Regions from separate parts of the Mus musculus genome. Here region 1 is linked to region 2. A link is a contact called in ENCODE POLR2A ChIA-PET data. All regions are on one chromosome and are shown on one strand. The core of a region is the stretch at or near the end of the contact, and the rest is flanking DNA. Distances in the headings are between cores, read along the strand shown. Region 1 holds the start of Ddx19b (DEAD box helicase 19b). Region 2 holds the start of Sf3b3 (splicing factor 3b, subunit 3).

Evidence for each region. ChIA-PET counts read pairs that join two places held with the same protein, here RNA polymerase II (POLR2A).
Region 1: POLR2A ChIA-PET joins it to region 2 with 57 read pairs in embryonic stem cell. The contact joins the promoter of Ddx19b here to the promoter of Sf3b3 in region 2. POLR2A ChIA-PET finds 5 or more read pairs at or near these places in 5 of 5 experiments (Patski and embryonic stem cell).

Annotation. Positions count from the first base shown.
Region 1 is chr8:111,026,389-111,030,924 of GRCm38, reverse strand. Ddx19b (DEAD box helicase 19b) reads left to right here and starts at 3,155. Exons shown (of 12, transcript NM_172284.5): 1 at 3,155-3,327. The coding sequence starts at 3,271. It also overlaps a transcript of Aars not described here.
Region 2 is chr8:110,845,322-110,850,426 of GRCm38, reverse strand. It overlaps Sf3b3 (splicing factor 3b, subunit 3), which reads left to right and starts at 3,624. Exons shown (of 26, transcript NM_133953.2): 1 at 3,624-3,752. Cog4 (component of oligomeric golgi complex 4) reads right to left here and starts at 3,403. Exons shown (of 19, transcript NM_133973.2): 1 at 3,218-3,403; 2 at 477-559. The coding sequence starts at 3,376.

The DNA.
Region 1 (4,536 bases), core at 1,906-4,405, 180 kb before region 2:
TTTTTTTAAATAGAAATAACACACTAAACTTAGTTCAGGATAGCAGTTCCTCCTGTGATGGTTACAGAGGCTGCTTTTGGTATTCTTTGTTGGTGCTCTGAACAATCTCACTAGCCCTAGGCTAGCCTTCAACTCAGTATATAGCCAACAATAATCTTGAACTGGATCTTTCTGCTTTTACCTTCCAAATGCAAGTATTACAGGGAGAACTGCCTGCCTTGACTTGGAGAGGGCTTCAGCTGAAATTCCTTGTTTATGTTTGAGTTACTAGACATTCAGGGTCTGGATTAGTCTGCTAGGCAAGAGCACCACTTTCAATTCCACGTTTTATTTCTTTATTCCCGTGGTAGAAGCCTAGGTTGTGTGTGTGAATGTGAATGTGTATGGGTGGGGGGACGGGACTGACTGACTTTTAAATTACTTTTTGGCAATTTCATAAAGGGTCTTAGCAATCTGGTCACACACTCTTTAATCCCCCTCCCATCCCCTAGAAACTGAGGTATTTGTTAAATGTTATTTCCTTTGTTGTTTATCTGAAGTAAGATTTGTTGTTCTTTTTCTGGGGCGAGGCCGTTGAGACAGGGTCTCACTGTTTATTATAGTCTTGCGTGGTTTGGAACTGTCAACCAAGCTGGCCTCAGACTCATAGCGATCCACCACCCTCTGCTTCCTGGGTGCTGGGCTCATTTATAATGGCTCACTTTACCACACTGAGGTGTGCTTTGTTTTGGTTTTGGTTTCCTTTTGATGGTATGTTGCAGGGAATAATAAATAAAGGCATCTGCCCATGCTATCCTCAGCTACTCTCAGGCCCTGGGGACCCTGCTGCATCCCATTCCCAGCCATACACCCCGCTGTGGTCAGCGATCCCAAATCCCAGCAACCCAGTAAAACCAAAACTCTAGAGGCTTGTAATTTATAAGTCAGATTTATATCAGTAAATTCTCACCCCACAGAAATGTCCACGCAATTACTCAGAACCAATTGATATTGATATAAATTGCCCACCTAGATAAGACAAACTGTCCTGTAATTATCCATTTCTTATAAGATATTCATAGTTACCTGTGGCTATTTAAAGCCACATGGAATCTTGATCGTCTCTCTTCCTCTATCTTCTTCCTCTCTTCCTGTCCCGGTCTTGGTCTCTGAAACTCTTAACTCCGCCCCCTTTTCCCTGTCCAATCACAGGCTTCTTGTATTCATATTTAAATTAATTGGGGAGGGGATTCTGATACTGTACATACTTACTGTACATTTTTAATCCCTAAGCACTCAGGAGGCAGAGGCAAGTGGATCTCTGTGAGTTGGAGGCCAGCCTGGTCTACAGATCCAGGACAAAGGACCTGTTGATCACCAGCTCTTATTCTCCTGCTTTCAGCCTATCACTGGGGTTACAGGTTTCACCACCATGCTATTTATTTATTTATTTATTTATTTATTTATTTATGAGATTCTGACTCAAAAGAGCACATGGAAATTAACTTCCGAGGATAAAATGAAATTGCAGATGGTAGTGATGGTTCATGCTTGCAATCCCAGCATTTTGTCGGCTGAGGCAGGCAGGTCACTGTGAGTTAGATAAACCCCTCATAAACAGTCCCTGTTAGTTGAGTTTCTGATAACTTTAATACTGTATACACACCTATGTGAGTTTGGTTTGTTTTTGTGGATCAAGTGGAACCTATTCTACTGTATTGCATCTTGTGTAACTTAATGTTTCACTTCAATAAAATCTATTTGAAATTTTATTTATAATCTTCTATAGTCCTGAAAAATACAAAATAACTTAATTGTTTTTTAGCTGCTTTTCCTTGGGGTTTCTTCTAACTTGAAATATGATCATGGCCTCCTAGCTGGCTCCTGCCTCCACCCCACCCTTACCTATCCAACATTTCTTGAGGTTAATTTATTATCATGGGGTATTAGTAAAATGTTTTTATAGTTCCAGGAAGATGCTCAGTTTCTTTCTATGGAATACACAGGATAAAGACCTATTTAATCCTGGTTAGGGGGAAGCAGGTAGTTCCTTCTGCCTTTATTTTACTATTCTAAAACTAGAGCTATTTCCTTTTTAAAATTTCCAAAATTAGGCAGGGCGTGGTGGCACACACCTTTAATCCCAGCACTTGGGAGGCAGAGGCAGGTGGATTTCTGAGTTCGAGGCCAGTCTGGTCTACAAAGTGAGTTCCAGGACAGCCAAGGCTATACAGAGAAACCCTGTCTCAAAAAACCAAAAAAAAAAAAGTTCGGAAAAAAAATTCCCAAAATGAAGGCTGTGAAGGCTGGAGAGATGGAGCAGAGATTAAGAGCATTTGTTGCTCTTGCATAGTACCTGGGTTCCATTCCAGGTAGCCACATTGTAACCATCTGTAACTCCACTTCCAGGGTATCCAACACTTTCTTCTGACTAGGTACCAAGCACACATGTGGTGCACATAGACATGCAAGCAAAGCACTCATACACATAAAATTAAATGACTAAATCTTTAAAGTATTCATCCAAAAGTAATTAAATAAAATGCCAACGACACAACCTTTACATAGGAGAGGAGAGATGGCCATCTGAAGAAAGCATAGATAACGCCAGAGGTCATGTATTTTGTTATTAAACTGCTTTTACCATTTCCTTCAGGAACTGAATTGATTTGATTGAGCAAACCGCTTGCTCTTTCTGGTCTCTGATACTCTACCAAGAATTTTCCTTGGCATCTTCCTTTGGTGTTCAAAACTCAATTTGGGGCATATCATTGAGCACCTGTTTGTTTCACGGGACTGATTGTCAATGCTTAGACATCTTATTAAATTGAAAAGAACAGATACTATTTTGACCTTAGCTAAGAGTCTGGTAAGGCACGTTTACACAGAGGCATTTTAAATATCCTGAAAAGGTAAAACACTTGCTTATGTATTCTGGCTGTAATAGTTATACCAGGGCCATCTATGCCACCATGCTGATTGAAAATGTGACTTTCCGCCTTCGGTCCAAGAGCATTTAATGCTGGCTACCTCAGTTGGGTTGTAGGACGATCTGCAGCGAAGGGTGATGGGTGGGAACCCGAAGAGGACAGTAGTGGCGCTGGATCCCCGGACCTTAGGGGCGCGGAGCTGACGCTGACTCTGACGACACCGTGGCGCGCCGTTTCCGGTCTGAGCTTTAGTGAATGATTTCCCTCGGGGCGGTGCTGGACTTCTCTGCCACCCACCTGAGTCCGCGGTCGCACCGCCCAAGCGGGCAAGCCTGCCAGCGCTGCCCCGGCACCGCGGGCCATGGCTACGGATTCTTGGGCCCTAGCAGTAGACGAACAGGAAGCCGCAGCTGAGTCTGTGAGTTGTCACCAACCGCTGGAGGACCAGGGGCCAGTGCCAGTCAGGATATCTGCCCCTTAGAAGGACAGATCTTAGGTTGCTTGGAACTGGGTGGAGGACCCTGGCGGCATGGGCCCCGAAACCAGAGCTGGCTTTGATTACCCAAGCCCTTCCACCTTGTGTAAACTCAAGTTGGATGCTTGGTTGCCCATAGTGCTCAGCCACCTGCCTGTCTTCCTGGAATCAGGGCTGATATTCGATTGCACTCACAAACTCGGATGGTAATCTGTAGCTTGGGCTTTGAGTTTCCTGGGCTCAGGGAGGTTGTCTTACTCATATTTATTTGTATGACTCCTCCAACTTGGTTACCTCTAGCTTGGTTATTGGTAGTGAATGACTGGTGGGGCCTATCAGTAAATCTTTTGGTTGGCTTAACTGGTTTTCTGAACCTGATACATAGTAGCAAGATTAGAGTTAAATATGGAATTATATATGTCTTGAATTTTCCAAGAATTAGGACCTTGTTCTTTTTTTTTTTTTTAACTTTGAAAAAATAAAGGTTTGAACCTGTCACTGTGATGTGGCACCTCTCATCCTATCTCTTTTTTTTTTAATATTTATTTATTTATTATATGTAAGTACACTGTAGCTGTCTTCAGACACACCAGAAGAGGGAGTCAGATCTTGTTACGGATGGTTGTGAGCCACCATGTGGTTGCTGGGATTTGAACTCTGGACCTTCGGAAGAGCAGTCAGGTGCTCTTACCCACTGAGCCATCTCACCAGCCCTCATCCTATCTCTTGGAGACTTAAGACAGGAGGGCTGACTCAAGTAAGAGGCCAACCTGGGCTGCATAGTGATCTTGCTGGAAAAAAAATATATGTATATATATATATATGTATATATATATACACACACACATATACATACACACACACATATATATCAAATACAATAAAGAATTAACTATCCATTTTGGCTCAAAGCCTTTATTATATATAGGGTTTTAAAAAAAGATTTATTTTATGTATATAAGTACACTGTGGCTGTACAGATGGTTGTGAGCCTTCATGTGGTTGTTGGGAATTGTTGGCCCCGCTCATTCAGGCCCAAAGATTTATTTTTTATTATACATAAGTACCGCTGTAGCTGTCTTTAGAAGCACCAGAAGAGGGTGTCAGATCTCATTACAGGTGATTGTGAGCCACCATGTGGTTACTGGGATT
Region 2 (5,105 bases), core at 2,375-4,874:
TGAGCCCCACATCCACCTGCCCCTACTTCCTAAGTTGTGTAGCACCGTGCCTGGTTGGAGTCTAAAGCCAAAGTTTTTTTTTCCTTTTTTAGACAGGGTCTCATGTGTTCCAGGCTGGCCTTGAACTCCTGATAATTCTATCTCTCCCTCCAAGGGTTGATTAAAGATCTGAGCCACCATTCACAGTTCCAAGGACCTGTTGATAACTCTCAAAGTGTATATCCTTAGGTGCTTACTGTGAGCTACTGTTCCTTTCCATTTTAAATGCCTATCAGGTAATAAAACACTGTTAGAAAAAAGAATCCTTTTTTTTCCTTTCTTGTGACAGTACCTTGCTCTATAACCAAGGCTGGCCTCGAACTTGCAGCAAGCTTCCCACCTTAGCTTCCCAAGAGACTGGACTATGGGGCTAGGAAAACTAACTTTATCCTGTGGTCCTACTGGAATGTACAACTTTTGCTGTGGTACATACTCACCCCATCCTGTGGAGAGTGACCATCTTACTTTCAATGGTGTTCTGCTGTTCCAAAAGAGCATCCAGTTCTTTCTCCACCGCTTTCTGAAACAGACAAACACCATCAGAAGGGATATAAGTAATTTCCTTTTTAAGTGACTAGGGGATTAAACTCAAGATCTTGTACATGCTAGGCAAGTGTTTAAATATTACACTCCATCTCTACCCCTAGGTAGAAAGAACTTTAAGAGTTATCTAAATTAAGCCAGGTGAAATAACATAAATCTTACATGCCAGCATTAGGAGGAGGCATCTGGACCTCTGTGTTTGAAGCCAGTCTTGCATACATATTTAGGACAACAAGTACTACATAGAGACCCTATCTCAAGACAACAAACAAACTTATAACAAATACATTTATATAACTCAACACAGCTAAAAGGTGAATTTCAATTCAAAAATTTTTCCCTCCCACTACAGTCCCTTTGGACTTCAATGCTGCTTTGGTTTTGTTGGACTAAATAATTGGCTGTGTACTTTTTCTCATGCTTGTTTTGATGCAAGGTCCCCTGTAACTCAGGATGGTTTCTCACTTGTTCTGAAACATGGGATGACCTTGAATTCTTCTTTCCTTTCTCTTCAAGTGCTAGGATTATGCATGTGCATAACGCCCCCCCCCCCCCCCCGTTTGTTTTTCAGTATATCTTATTCTATCTAGCAGATGACTAACACAATGGAAACAAATAAATATTCAACACTTGTGCAGTGTTCTAAACAATGACGCTATAAAATGTAGTGGCTCATCCAGATGTGTGATGTTCCCTTGTTATTCCACATTCAGGAGGCGGGCAGGAGGAACAGAAGTAAATGCCAGTTTTGACCATGTAGGCAATTTGAGATCCTGTCTCAGAATCAAAACAAGGACTGGAGGAGGACTCCTCCCTCCAAGTCTGATGACTAGAATTTGATCGTCTGCATTCACACAGCAATTTTGAAGTTGTCCCCCAACTTCTACACTTGTGCTATGACACACTTGCTTCCTCATACACATACACTTTTAAAAGGAACAAAATAAAATATAGTAGCTAAAGAAATGAAATTGCCAAAGAGACCATAAATTTCTTTTTTTTTAATCCCTTCTTTCTGCATACTTAGTGTTCAGAGGGGGTGATTATATTTCTACGCCAGTGAAGCTATTTATTTATTGTGCTACCTCAATTTATGCACCTTTGAGACAGGAGTTTTGTGTAGTTCATGAATTTTAGATCCTATTGCTTCAGCCTCTTGCATGCTGGGATTACAGGTATACAGCATATTTAGCTCAATTTCTGGTTTTTTTTTCCTATGAAGTAAGGAGAGCAATATGTACCTCATCGGATTTCAATATGTACCTTATAGGATTTCTGTGCAAATAAAACAGGATAATAAAGGCACATAACACAGTGTGCAGAAAACAGTTCCACAGTCTTAGCTAAATAGTTTAATAAAGGCAGTCTTAAGACGGATGCAGAGGAAAATTTGCAGTCATTAAAAACAAACACAAAGCCAACGCTACTACATTTTATAAGACCGCAAAAATTTCCCCAATGTATTAATTGCTTCAAAGAATATAGACTTAGGAATGTTAAGTCAAGAGCACTCAACTTTAAACCACTACTTGTGTGGGAACTGCTGGAGCAGATGCAAGGCAGTACTTGAAAACATTCAAAGGTAGTAACAACTCTCTTTTCCTCTATTCAGAGCGCTTTGAGAGCTGCATGACATTAATCCCAGCACTTGAGTGACAGCGGCAGGCAGATTACTGAGTTCACTGCAAGCCTGGTCTACATAGTGAGTTGCAGGCCAGGTAGGGCTAGATAGTTAGAGCCTATCTAAAAAGAAAAAAAAAAAAAGTTCCCTGGGAAAAACAGCTGCCAAGGTTTTTAGGTGAGAGGTTACATCTTCTGACTTGCAAGGAATCCATCCACGAACTGACAGCACCAGACTGCCATGGAAAAGAAACAAACGTATATAAAGAGATATAGCATGCTATTAATAGAAAGGAAGCCGAATCCTTTCCACACCTGTTACTTGATTGACCACACATCCGAGGTACAAGAGATGAAATCACTTGTCCGAGACCAGACAGCTGCGCCTTAGTCTTAAAACTTCAAAGTCCTAACAGGGAGATTTCAAACTTCTAGGGAGTTGTGAGCTCGCCTATAATGCCAGTAGCTTGAGAGGTTGCTCTAGGAAGGTAGCCAATTTGAAGACAATATGGGCAACACCGAGGCCGTCTCAAAATAAGAAAACATCCAAATGCCTACACTTAACTGAAATGCTAAAAATACACACATAATCATTTCTTCCAAGAGAAAAAGTCTTAGACCTTCAAGCTAAATAGAAAGGAACTTCTCCTTTAAATGAGTCGAGAAGAAACTTTCGTAACTTTTCACTTCCCAAGCCAAAGCAATTCTTATTCTGAAGTCAAGCCAATTCGGTATACACATATGTATGTGTGCATGTAATACATACATGTACGCGCACACACACACACCACTTCCAGTTTTACTCGTCAGGGAAATCAATACGGAGGCAGACCAAGGAAGTAGTCCAGGTAACAGGTCAAATAAGCTTGAGTAGAACTGACAGGTGTACCCAAATGCCCAACTACATTAAAGCCTCTTGGGAAGCTGCTTTCTCGTTTTCCCTGGTAAAGCGATCGACACCCGTGATGCCCTCTGCCACCGGATCCTCCAGGAAAAAGGAGGTTCAGCTCCCCACCTCCTCGCCACAGAGTCGTTCGTACACAGCTTCCAGCTCCTGCAGCTCTGTCAGAGAGCGAATGAGCTCGGTGGAGATTTCGGAGCAGTGTCCTCCTCCCACCCCCTCCGGTGGCGGAGGAGCTCCTGACAATTTCAGCGGAGACTCCACCTCCGCCATCTTGGCTCCCGGTGGGCGCTTCCGGGCTTGCGAGGTCCCCTCTGCGTTGGCGCGGTGACCTTTGGGGCTGCCCACAGATATGCCCGATCAAAACCATTGGAAGTCTATTTTTAAAACTAACCTTCTATTTTACAGAAAACTTACCGTAACGTATAAATTTTAGATAACTCATTAGTCTTCAGGTGCAAGATGAAAACATCCCAAATTTACATCTATTTATCAGGCGGGGGCTAGATACCTTTTTCCCGTCGCGCGGCACCCGAAGGCCCGTCTTGAAGGCTAATGGCGGACGCCGGCGGATCGGCAGTGGCGGTGGCTTAGGCCTTGAAGCGATTCAGCATCCGTCGGGTACCGAAGCCATCCTTCTTGCAGCAGGGTAAAGAAGTGGCCTCCCAGCTTCTCTGTCGCGGAGGAAGTGGAGAGCGCTCATAGGAGAGAGCTGCCCGGCACCTCGGCCGGAGCCGCAGGGGCAGTTTTAGGCCCGAGAGGTTCGGTAGGCGTGAGGTTAGGGAAATGCTTGCCGTGGGCAAATGGCCTCGTGGACTCTTCGCCCACTTGTGTCTTCAGAGTGGGAACGAGTCCTTTAAGGCTTGCGAGTTTAACGTGGTGGCACACTCGTGTATTTCCACCACGCGGGGGAGGTTGAGGAAGTGGGAGTCCCACCGAGGCTGCATAGGAAGACTCGAGATTGAAAGACTATTCAATCAGCAAGGGGTAAAAATTCTGTTTGTTCAAAATGTGCAACTATCAGAAACCGCCCGGGAGCCGGGGATCTGGTTTGAACTTGTGCATTTGGTAGTTAGGCAAAATGTTGTTTCTCCTCTGAACCTCTGTTTACTGTAAAAGAAAGAAAAAAAAAACCCGAAGGCTAATAGTACCCATTTGAAGACTGTGCAAGATAAAAAGGAGGTGATGGTGGAACCGGAGATTATAGGCAGAGGCGGGGGAGGAAGCTTTCCACGGTTTGGCTGTTACGGTTACCTGATACCGGATATTCCTCCAGGAAGCACCTCTTCAGTAAGCCAGGAGATCCGTTTGTTTTGGTGTTGAGTGAGTAGGTGCTCATTTTAATCCTCCAAACCTAATGGTAGAGAGCACTTGCCCAAGGCCATAGGTTTCCTTCTCGTAGCCTCAAACACGAAATTCTGCATACAGAGCCTTACGAGGCAAGGTACCATCTTCCCCCCTGTTAAAGCAAATGTCCAAAGTCATAACATCACGTTCGCTGCTTATGGTGCAGCCGGAACTCATCCGTGACAGCCTTGTAAATTGTGAGGTCCTCTACCCTCAAGCTGCCAGTGCCAGTTCAACCTTTAGGGATAAGCCTTAGAGATATTAGTTTATTAGGTATTTTAGGACTAAATCTTAGAGGTATAACTTCATTTGCTTATATGTAGCGTTAACAGTTTCGCTAACTGAATTATAGTGTAGGCATTGAGTAAGATTCTCGGTATCTGTAGCAGAAAGCTGTCTTGTTGGTTTCTCAAAAAAATTCATCCTTTGGTTAAAGACAGCACATAAAATATGCAATAAATATATGTTCTTGAACATGCACATATATAAGCATATGGAAAGATGTAAGTTTGGTAAGATTTATAACCCAGAGAGAGAATGGGGTCTCTGGGAAATGAATCTGAGGTTTTTAGAGCCTTGAATAATGTGGATGTGTAGACCCTTGAACTACAGCTAACTGTAGGTTCTCATTTGTCTGGCAAAAAAAAAAAAAAAA